Regions from separate parts of the Homo sapiens genome. Here region 2 is linked to region 1. A link is a contact called in ENCODE Hi-C data. All regions are on one chromosome and are shown on one strand. The core of a region is the stretch at or near the end of the contact, and the rest is flanking DNA. Distances in the headings are between cores, read along the strand shown. Region 1 overlaps PTPRM (protein tyrosine phosphatase receptor type M). Region 2 overlaps PTPRM (protein tyrosine phosphatase receptor type M).

The links. Hi-C counts contacts between places; a loop is a spot of excess contacts on that map.
Region 2: a loop to region 1 is called in a map of HepG2, with 8 times the contacts of the local background. The contact joins two enhancer-like sites. A Hi-C loop is called at or near these places in 1 of 168 maps with a recorded cell type or tissue (HepG2).

Annotation. Positions count from the first base shown.
Region 1 is chr18:7,853,228-7,857,570 of GRCh38, reverse strand. The region is part of intron 2 of PTPRM (protein tyrosine phosphatase receptor type M); the gene reads right to left. Among named protein-coding and RNA genes, the nearest start is that of PTPRM, 290 kb to the right of the region's middle. Within about 2 kb of position 2,215, at least 3 of the 41 ENCODE cell types and tissues checked have a DNase peak (open chromatin) inside an H3K27ac peak, as active enhancers do.
Region 2 is chr18:7,899,454-7,903,777 of GRCh38, reverse strand. The region is part of intron 3 of PTPRM (protein tyrosine phosphatase receptor type M); the gene reads right to left. Among named protein-coding and RNA genes, the nearest start is that of PTPRM, 330 kb to the right of the region's middle. Within about 2 kb of position 1,302, at least 6 of the 41 ENCODE cell types and tissues checked have a DNase peak (open chromatin) inside an H3K27ac peak, as active enhancers do.

The DNA of each region.
Region 1 (4,343 bases), core at 966-3,465:
AGCCACAGAAATCTCAAAGTGAAATGTAAACACAGGTGTATTCTCATACGTCTTTCAGCAAATCATCATGCATTTGTTGCAATAATATTTCTTCTATAATTTTCAGCCTTTGCATGAAGATTTCTTTCATGCAGAATCCCTGAAGCCAGCATCCCAGCTGTATCGAAAGGTTACCTGTTAGCACTTTATTAGACTACAGGGCAATCAGCCTGCAGGCTACATATTTTAAAACAAGTTTTAAAATTTTAATCTGTTACTCTATTTCAAGGTTTAACAATCTAGTTTCCAAGTTGCTTATCAGATAAAGCTCAACATCCTCAGCATGCCACACAGGACCCTTCGAACTGAGCTCAGCCTACCTACTGAATGTGACCATCTGTCAACCTGCCCGTCATGTGCCCCTCTGCACCACTTCTCAGCTCAGAGACCATCTACTGATTTCCCACAGCAGAGAAAAGCCAGAAACTCATTCTGCAGGATTCAAGAAGTGTTTCCCAGAAGAGATGGCATGTGAGATTGAGCAATGATAGGGAAATAAAAGGAGAGGGAGCAGGAAAGCATTCTGAAGCCACAGGTCCTCTGAAAACTAGTTTCAGGAGCGAGGGCAAGAGACATCAGCCAGGAGATAATGCTCCCATTTTGCTCTTATCTGTGAGTCATTTATAAGTCAGATGTTTTTGAGGTGAGTACCGCCTCTGCATCAGCACAGGGAATACTGATACTGCCTCTTATTGTCTGCATATACACCATCTGTCTACAGCTTAGATATGGAGATAACAGTAGTGTCATTCAAAGCAGGCACACTCTTGATGACTTTTTTTTTTTTTGAGACAGGGTCTTGCTCTGTTGCCCAGGCTGGAGTGCAGTGGCATGATCATGGCTCACCACAGCCTAGACCTCCTGGGCTCAAGTGATACTCTTGCCTCAGCCTCCAGAGTAGGTGGGACCATAGACATGTGCCACCACATCCAGGTAGTTTTCTTTTTTTTTTTTCTGCAAAGACAGGGTCTCACTATGTTGCCAACATTGGTCTTGAACTCCTGGGCTCAAGCAATCCTCCTGTCTCAGCCCTCCGTGCTGGGATTATAGGCATGAGCCATGGCACCCGGCCTGCTGTCCTTTTCAACTGGTCTAATGTGGGTATCAATAAACAAAAGTAGAGACGGGTGACTAGGTAAAATTTATGCAGACATGGGCATTACTCAAAACATTTTTTAATTTCCTCTGTTCAAACTGCTATCATAGTTGCATTCCATGTCTATGAATATGTATGTATAAAGTGTGACTATGCCTTGTTTATAAATCTTTGCAATCAAGACAGGTAACTATGGTTTTCAAGGACAGCATGATATAAGCAAGCAAAGATAAGAACAAAACAGGCTTCAGAAGCCTCTTCCATTCCCATGGAAAATAGAAGGGAATCTAGAATGCTGGATCATTAACTTCACTAATTACAAATCAGATATGGCTCAATGTTTTATAGGAAGGAGATGAAAAAGTCTAGTCCTTGTTGGGCCTTTTTCACATTGAATTATCTCATAATTAAACCAAGCTGATGAGCAAGTGTTATCATACCCATTTTCCAGAAGCTGAGAAAAAGCAACTTGTCCCAGATGACTGTTTGATTCCCAGGCACCTTCTGCTTTTTCTACTGTGACCTACTTGCTGTGGGATACTATTTTCAGCCACATTCCTGACAACGTCAAACATCTGAATTATGCCATTAATTCTCCTTACTCTGAATCTGTGTTCACAAAGATACACAAATGTCTCTCCATGTAGTTCATGTGCTAGCCAGAGGAAACAGTGTCTTCTCAGATGGAGGGCTCTATTTTTCCATTGCCAAATAATAAACTGGAATTTCATTTCATCTAAGTCTTTTGGGAGCTTAGTTACCAAGAAGCTCATCCACACTCCTTGTACTGACAAAAAGCTTACTTAGTTCTCACAAACTGCAAGGTGAGTTCAGTGCTATTAGTTCCATTTAACAAATGAAGAATTAAGATTTAGTAGAGGGTGGAAATGGAATTCAAAGGAAGGTCAGTTTCTGAGTCTTTGCAAATAGGATGGTACCACAGCCTTCTTTCTTCTTCCTTCTTTGTGTAGGTGGCATGTTCCATGGAAGTCACAAAGAGAAGGAGCCAAAAGCAGCTTTGTGGTGGGGAACAATCCCATCAGATAGAGGAGTGCTAAGTGGAGATGGGAATGAGGCACTTCCCAAGCCACAAGGCCCCCTGAGCCACAGGCCCATGCTGGTGTCTTTATGTGAGACCATGTCTCCTTAATCACTACATGCCAGTATGTCACATAATGTCTGGAATACTTCTCAGTCACACCCAGCTTTAAGTGGATACCCCCCTGCACAGCATTCTAATAATAACAATGTAAGAGTGTAGGTACACAGAAGGTTAGCAAGCAGCTGTTCTCCTCCACCAGGGGAGAAGGAGAAGAAAACACCTACATTATAGCATGAGTCACTCAAAATAGATATATTCAAGAATATCCTCATAGTAAATAGAGCGGTAAATTCTCCCCTGGAAGCCTTTAAATATAAAATGTTTATCTGCCTGGGGCGGTTGCTTGGCATTCTCATTTCTGAGGGTAGGAGATGCTACCTAACCTTCAAGGATATGCAGTAAAATGATAACTTATTTATAATTATTTGCTTGGAAACAAATCTGTCAAAGATCAAAAGTCTAGGTCGGCTGGATGAAGCAATAAGCAGTGAAGCTTCTCTTCCATACCCTTTATATAACAATGCATTTACACAGAAAACTTCTAGGTCATTAAAAATCCATTTTTAAAAACATATATCAGTTGTAAAAAAAAAAAAAAAAAACTCCTAACATTTCAAAAGTTTAAAAAGTAAAAATTAAGTCTTCCACTCTCTCAACCCTTTAATTTCATGCCTCAGAGGTGATCAACTGCTAACAATCTTGTGTGTGCACTTTCAGATACAAGATCCATCTTTAAATAGTATTTTAAGGTTAGGGAGCAAGCCAAAGAATTTCTGTTCTGCTACCTGCATTTTCAAGTACCTGCCAGTATCTTATACTACAAACTTTCCATCTGTAATGGAGTTTCAAGTAAAATGAAATTAGGCTCCATTTCATTCCACACTAAATTTTTCTGACAATCCCTGTCAAGATTTTACATAGAAAATTGACTTGATTCTTACATAAGTTAAGAACCTTTGCAGAAGTGTAAAGGGGTAATATACTAGATCCTCATTATTTCTGCTTTAGCTAAGAGAGGTAAGAAGTATGAGGTCAGAATTCCAAGTTCAGAGAACTCTTTCCCTTGTAGGCTCTTATTTCTTCTACATTTCAGCAATAAGAATCAGAGGTAACATGATAGAAGAAAGACAATTACTGGAAAATGGTAGACAACCACTTCTTCAAAAGCAACTATGTCCATCATTTCCTTTAGCTGAAGGAATTATTTTCCTTCATTCTCTTATGGTACATAAAAACTAATATTGCTGTTTAAATTTTCTGTTTTGTGAAACTTCAGGGGGAAATCCTGAAATGCATTCTAACAAATGGCCAATTCTGCAACTCTCAATTCAGCAGTCTAGGTCCAACAGATACAGAGAATTTTATGGCTCATTTTCTCTCCAACACCTGCTCTCATTAGCTCAGCTTCTTTGAATGAAAAGACAACCAGACTGAAAATATAATTCCACTGACTAACAATTTAGAAAATCAGTTTTCATTGAAGTTCAAAGCTGTAAACCTGATTAGAAAAAACTGCTCCCTGATTGAAGCTGTTTATCTTGGTGGACAACAGCAGTTCCAAAGAGAATCAGCTTGGTATAGAATATTATTTCAAGCTCTTTCAAGAATAGGTTGTGTTCACATTCTATTCCCCCTTTCCAAAGGCACAAGTATGTCTCTACCACTTCTAATCAATGGAGATGCTCTTAATAGCCAACAAATAACTGTTTGAGAAGAAGAGAAGATTCAGAAATCCAGTGCAATTTTCCTGATGCTCACATTTTTGATGCATGAGTGAAATACCAAAGAACAAGGCAAGGTGAGATTCTTACTCTTCCTGGTATGCTTTCATTTTTCCAGGTACTTCTGAAGCCACTGTACTCTGGGGTAAGACTTCTGCTAACAGCAGAGAAACAAACAGCCTTACTACCCATTCCAGACTTTACCTGAAGCTCCCAAGGGAGGACACCTAGCACCAACTCCACCTGCAAAAGGGAGACCAAGTCTCTTCTCTCCTACTTCAAGCTGAGCCCTACATTTACACTTCCTCAACTAAGTAACTCACATAAGGATAACAGAAAACACCAACCTCCTTTGAAAGGGATTGTGGAAAGAAATGACATGGTC
Region 2 (4,324 bases), core at 53-2,552, 47 kb before region 1:
GAAACTCTTGCTAGACTAGATGACACTGTGCCACAACACTATTACAATAACATATAACACAGCGGAGAGGAAAGGCACAACAGAAAACCAGAAATGAAATAAAACTTCATCCTGTTCGTAAGTTTAATAAATAGTTTCCACTGACAATACAAGAGAAAGGAAGATATGCACGGATATTCCTGCAATGGGACCCTGCTAATTTATCTGTCTACTACTAAAGTCTATAAGAAGACAACTGAGAGTACAAAAGGAAAATGAATATTGAGAGCAAGTAAAGGAAAAAGCATTCCTGAGGCCCTCAAAACAGGTCCCCTCAATAACAGTCACATCCTGCCTCCCAGGAAACAGCTACAGTTGGCACTGCAGGAACCTGCAAGCTGCTCTGATACAATGGCTACTGCAGGGACAGCTGAGGGGTGGCTGCTGATGCTACCACTACCAGCTACCCAAGAGCATGGGTGCTGTGGTTAGAAAAATGTGTTTTGAAAACCAAACGCAGAAATGTTCATCAGACCTTCCTTCATCCCACCTGCCATCCTCTCTTCCTTCTTCTCTCTTATTCATCCATGCATTCATTCATTCAATGAACTCAAGGCTCTACTGAGTGCCACCTCTCTGCCAGGCACTGTGATAAGCACTTGGAATATATCATGGATAGAACAGCTGAAGAAATCTTTCCTCATCAAAACTATCTTTCATATTGAAATTTTATTTTGCTTTATCAACTACAATGTCTGAAGCTTCTACTAAAAATGGAATTATCCTTATTCTTTGAAGAGAATGCATTACCTTTTAGAACATAGTGTACATGTGAGACGTGCTCGTGTGAATCTACTTTTAAGTTGATCTGTATGTGTAAATTTAATCCATAATGTTTTGTTTAAAGCTATACAGGGTCATACCCTTACCAAAGCAAAGGAGAGTACAAAAAAAAAAAAAAAAAGGCAGAGAAGATCTGAGACCTGGAAGAGCCATCTAGACTTCTCTAGATCTGTTTTTTCATCCATCGCGTCACAGAATGGATGACTCAGAAGTTTTACGCTAAGAAATTCTGAGCCTTTTAGTCCAAATATTTATAAAATATCTACCGCATGCTTTGGAAGATCTAAGCAATGCAGACAGTTTTATAAAAAGTAAGCTTTAGTTAGGGAAAAAACAAGAAACATGAATGATGAAAGAATAGAACAAGATAGCAATGGCCAAATGACAGATTCAATAAACACAGCTCATAGCAATGGGATCCTTTCCTGACGCAGAACCATGACTCCTCCCCTCCAAACAAGCCAGGGAACCTGTGCCACAGCCACACAACCCCCAGCACAGAGCTTCAGCCTGCTAGTATCAACTCATGGATTTCCCAGCAACTATCTGCCTTCATCCCTGTGGACTAGAGGCAAAGAGAGTCTCAGAAACAAGCCAATTCGCCCCATATTTCCCAGCAAGATGACTTGTCAGCAAGGCCACAAAAAAGAATTAGAGACAAGCTTCTATCTGCAATTTTATTTGCTCCCCTCAGTCTTCCAACTAGAATATCAAGAGGCAAAGAAGGACAGCAGCTGATTACAAATATGTTTCCTGCCCCCTCTGAGTTTAATTAGAAACTTTAAAAAGTAAACTTCTCAAACTTGACAGGTTCCAACACTGACTTAAAGCTAATTGCAGAGTCAAGATAGGAGAAAAGCAATCTTTGTTGATACGTTTATGTGTGCATGCCTACCCATACATACATACAAAATTAATACATAATATATAAACAAAAGTTTCTTATGTCATACATTTGTGTCACAAGTTTGAAGCAACAACTTCTATGTTTATTAAAACCATTTTCTAGTTCTTTCTTAGAAACTTGTTAAGGGACTTGAGTACAAGTTTTATTAGCTGCTTCATCAAGTTTACAACTTAGTATGCAACTGTTTCAATACATACCACAATTATAAAGTAGGTATGAGCTGTACTGGAGAGTTTCCTATTGTGAAATAAATACGACTAAATGAAGTTATCTGAATTTAGATGCCATACAGTAGTCTGAGATTACCTATTTTAAACACCCAACCATTGAGAGATTTCCCTTTGTTTTTTTTCTAACAAACAAGAGGATTAAAACATGCAGCTCAGGCCAGGCACAGTGGTTCATGCCTGTAATCCCAGCACTTTGGGAGGCCAAGGTGAGTGGATCACAAGGTCAAGGGATCGAGCCCATCCTGGCCAACATGGTGAAACCCGTCTCTACTAAAAATACAAAAATTAGCCGGGCGTGTTGGCGGGCGCCTGTAGTCCCAGCTACTCGGGAGCCTGAGGCAAGAGAATCACTTGAACTCGGGAGGCAGAGGTTGCAGTGAGCCAAGATTGTGCCACTGCACTGCAGCCTGGCGACAGAGTAAGACTCCGTTATCAAAAAAGAAAAAAAAAACATGCAGCTCAAAGGATGAGGGTCATCTTAAACAAGTTTCTTATAAACAGATTTTGGAATTCTGTTCAAGGTTCCACTGTTGTGAACTCTGGCTATCTGGCAAATTTTCCATTATGTACACCTCTCTAGCCAGTGCCCTTATAAGGCTTCAAAAGCAAAAATAATCTTTTTTCTCTTTTTGTCAAATAAGGAACTACTCTAATGAAAAGTACAGGTATTGCTCTAGTGAAGTATACCAAGTGTGTGCAGAACCCAGTGGGAATCATAGGAATGTTTGAAAATGCCAGCATCCGGGTCGAAAAAGATTGAGGTCAGAGGAAAGAGTAACATGAGAATACCAACAGTACCATTGGAAAAGGAAAAAAGAAACGTGTAAGAAATTGATCTGGGGATGTGCCATGTTCATTTTTATGAAACGGAACAAAATATATTGAAAATATTCTATATTAGAAGGTTTGAATTTCTTATGGAGCCATGTACCAAGTTTTTCTTCAAAAAGAATAATTTAGTAATTCAAAAAAAACTATTTATTTGTATACTTCCATGTCCCAGGTATCCTTTGCATATATTATCTAATTTTCCCCCATCAATTATGTGAGGTAGGTCATATTAGCTCCCTTTCAGGGATAAGATGACTTAGAAAGGTTAAGTAATTTTTCTGAGTTCACACAAGTAGTTACAGATTTGGGTCTAATCCTAGATCTATTTTGCTTCCAAGTCTGGACTCTTTTCATGTTGCCAAACTGCCTAACTAGCAAGTATGAGACACTATATGTATATAGAATACCTTTACATACATATATATACACACACACACACACACCTTTTAATGTATAGATACACAGGTTCTAAAATTTTTACATCCAGATTTATAAGAAATATAGCAATTGGGAAGACTGATACGGCATAGTTTTGACAGCATCAAGTTTAATACAAGAGTTGGCAAACTACAGCCCACGGCCAAATCTGTCCCACCACCTGTTTTTATATCGCTCACAAGCTAAAGATGGTTTTTATAGTTTTCACTGGTGGGAGAAAACAGAAAGAAGAATATTTTGTGATACAAGAGAATTATATGAAATTCAGATTTCAATGTCCATGAATAAAGTTTTATTGGAACAAAGCCACGTTTATTCATTTACATCTTGGCTATGGCTGCTTTCATACAACAGCAGCAGAGTTGAGTAGCTGCCACAGACAGCGTTTGGACTGTAAAGCCTGAAATATTTACTATCTAGCCTCCTGTTTTTAGAGAAAACTTTCCTGCTTGGCTCACCAATGCACCATCAATACTCTGATTAACAAGAAAGCACATGTCAAAAGCAATACTTTATCACAGCCAAATACAATATGCCTTGCGCTCCATGGGGGAGCCTCACATTCTAGCAATGAGAAGAAGACCCTGTCCCTGGCTTGACTTGTTTTCAATTATATCACATGTGTGGTTTTCTAAATACCCACTTAAGTTTGTAATATCATTATCAAATTTTTAAAATACATATTTGCAATATACCAAAACAAAGCCAGAAAAATTAATTACTTCATAGGCCTCAAAATATCAGAAAAATTAAAAATAAAATAAAATAAAACCTAACTCATTTAGAAGTCAAAAATCTTCTATAAAGACACTGTAAACTACTGAGAATTAGTAACACTTTAATATTAAAACCTACCCTAAGATCTCATTTTATACCATCTTCTTTGGTGTTAGCTAAATTTGGACTAAATGGTTTTTGTTTGTTGTTTTTACTGAAACAAACATTTTTAGGAAAAATGTTTTTGCCCTTTAGCCCAATCTAAATTGTGATTATTTTAAAAGTTGTGGGTCTGACAGAATCACAGAGTCACCTTATCTTATTATGAAATAATTTTGTCACAACACAGAACTTAGTTTTTTTGACTTGGCTTGACAGA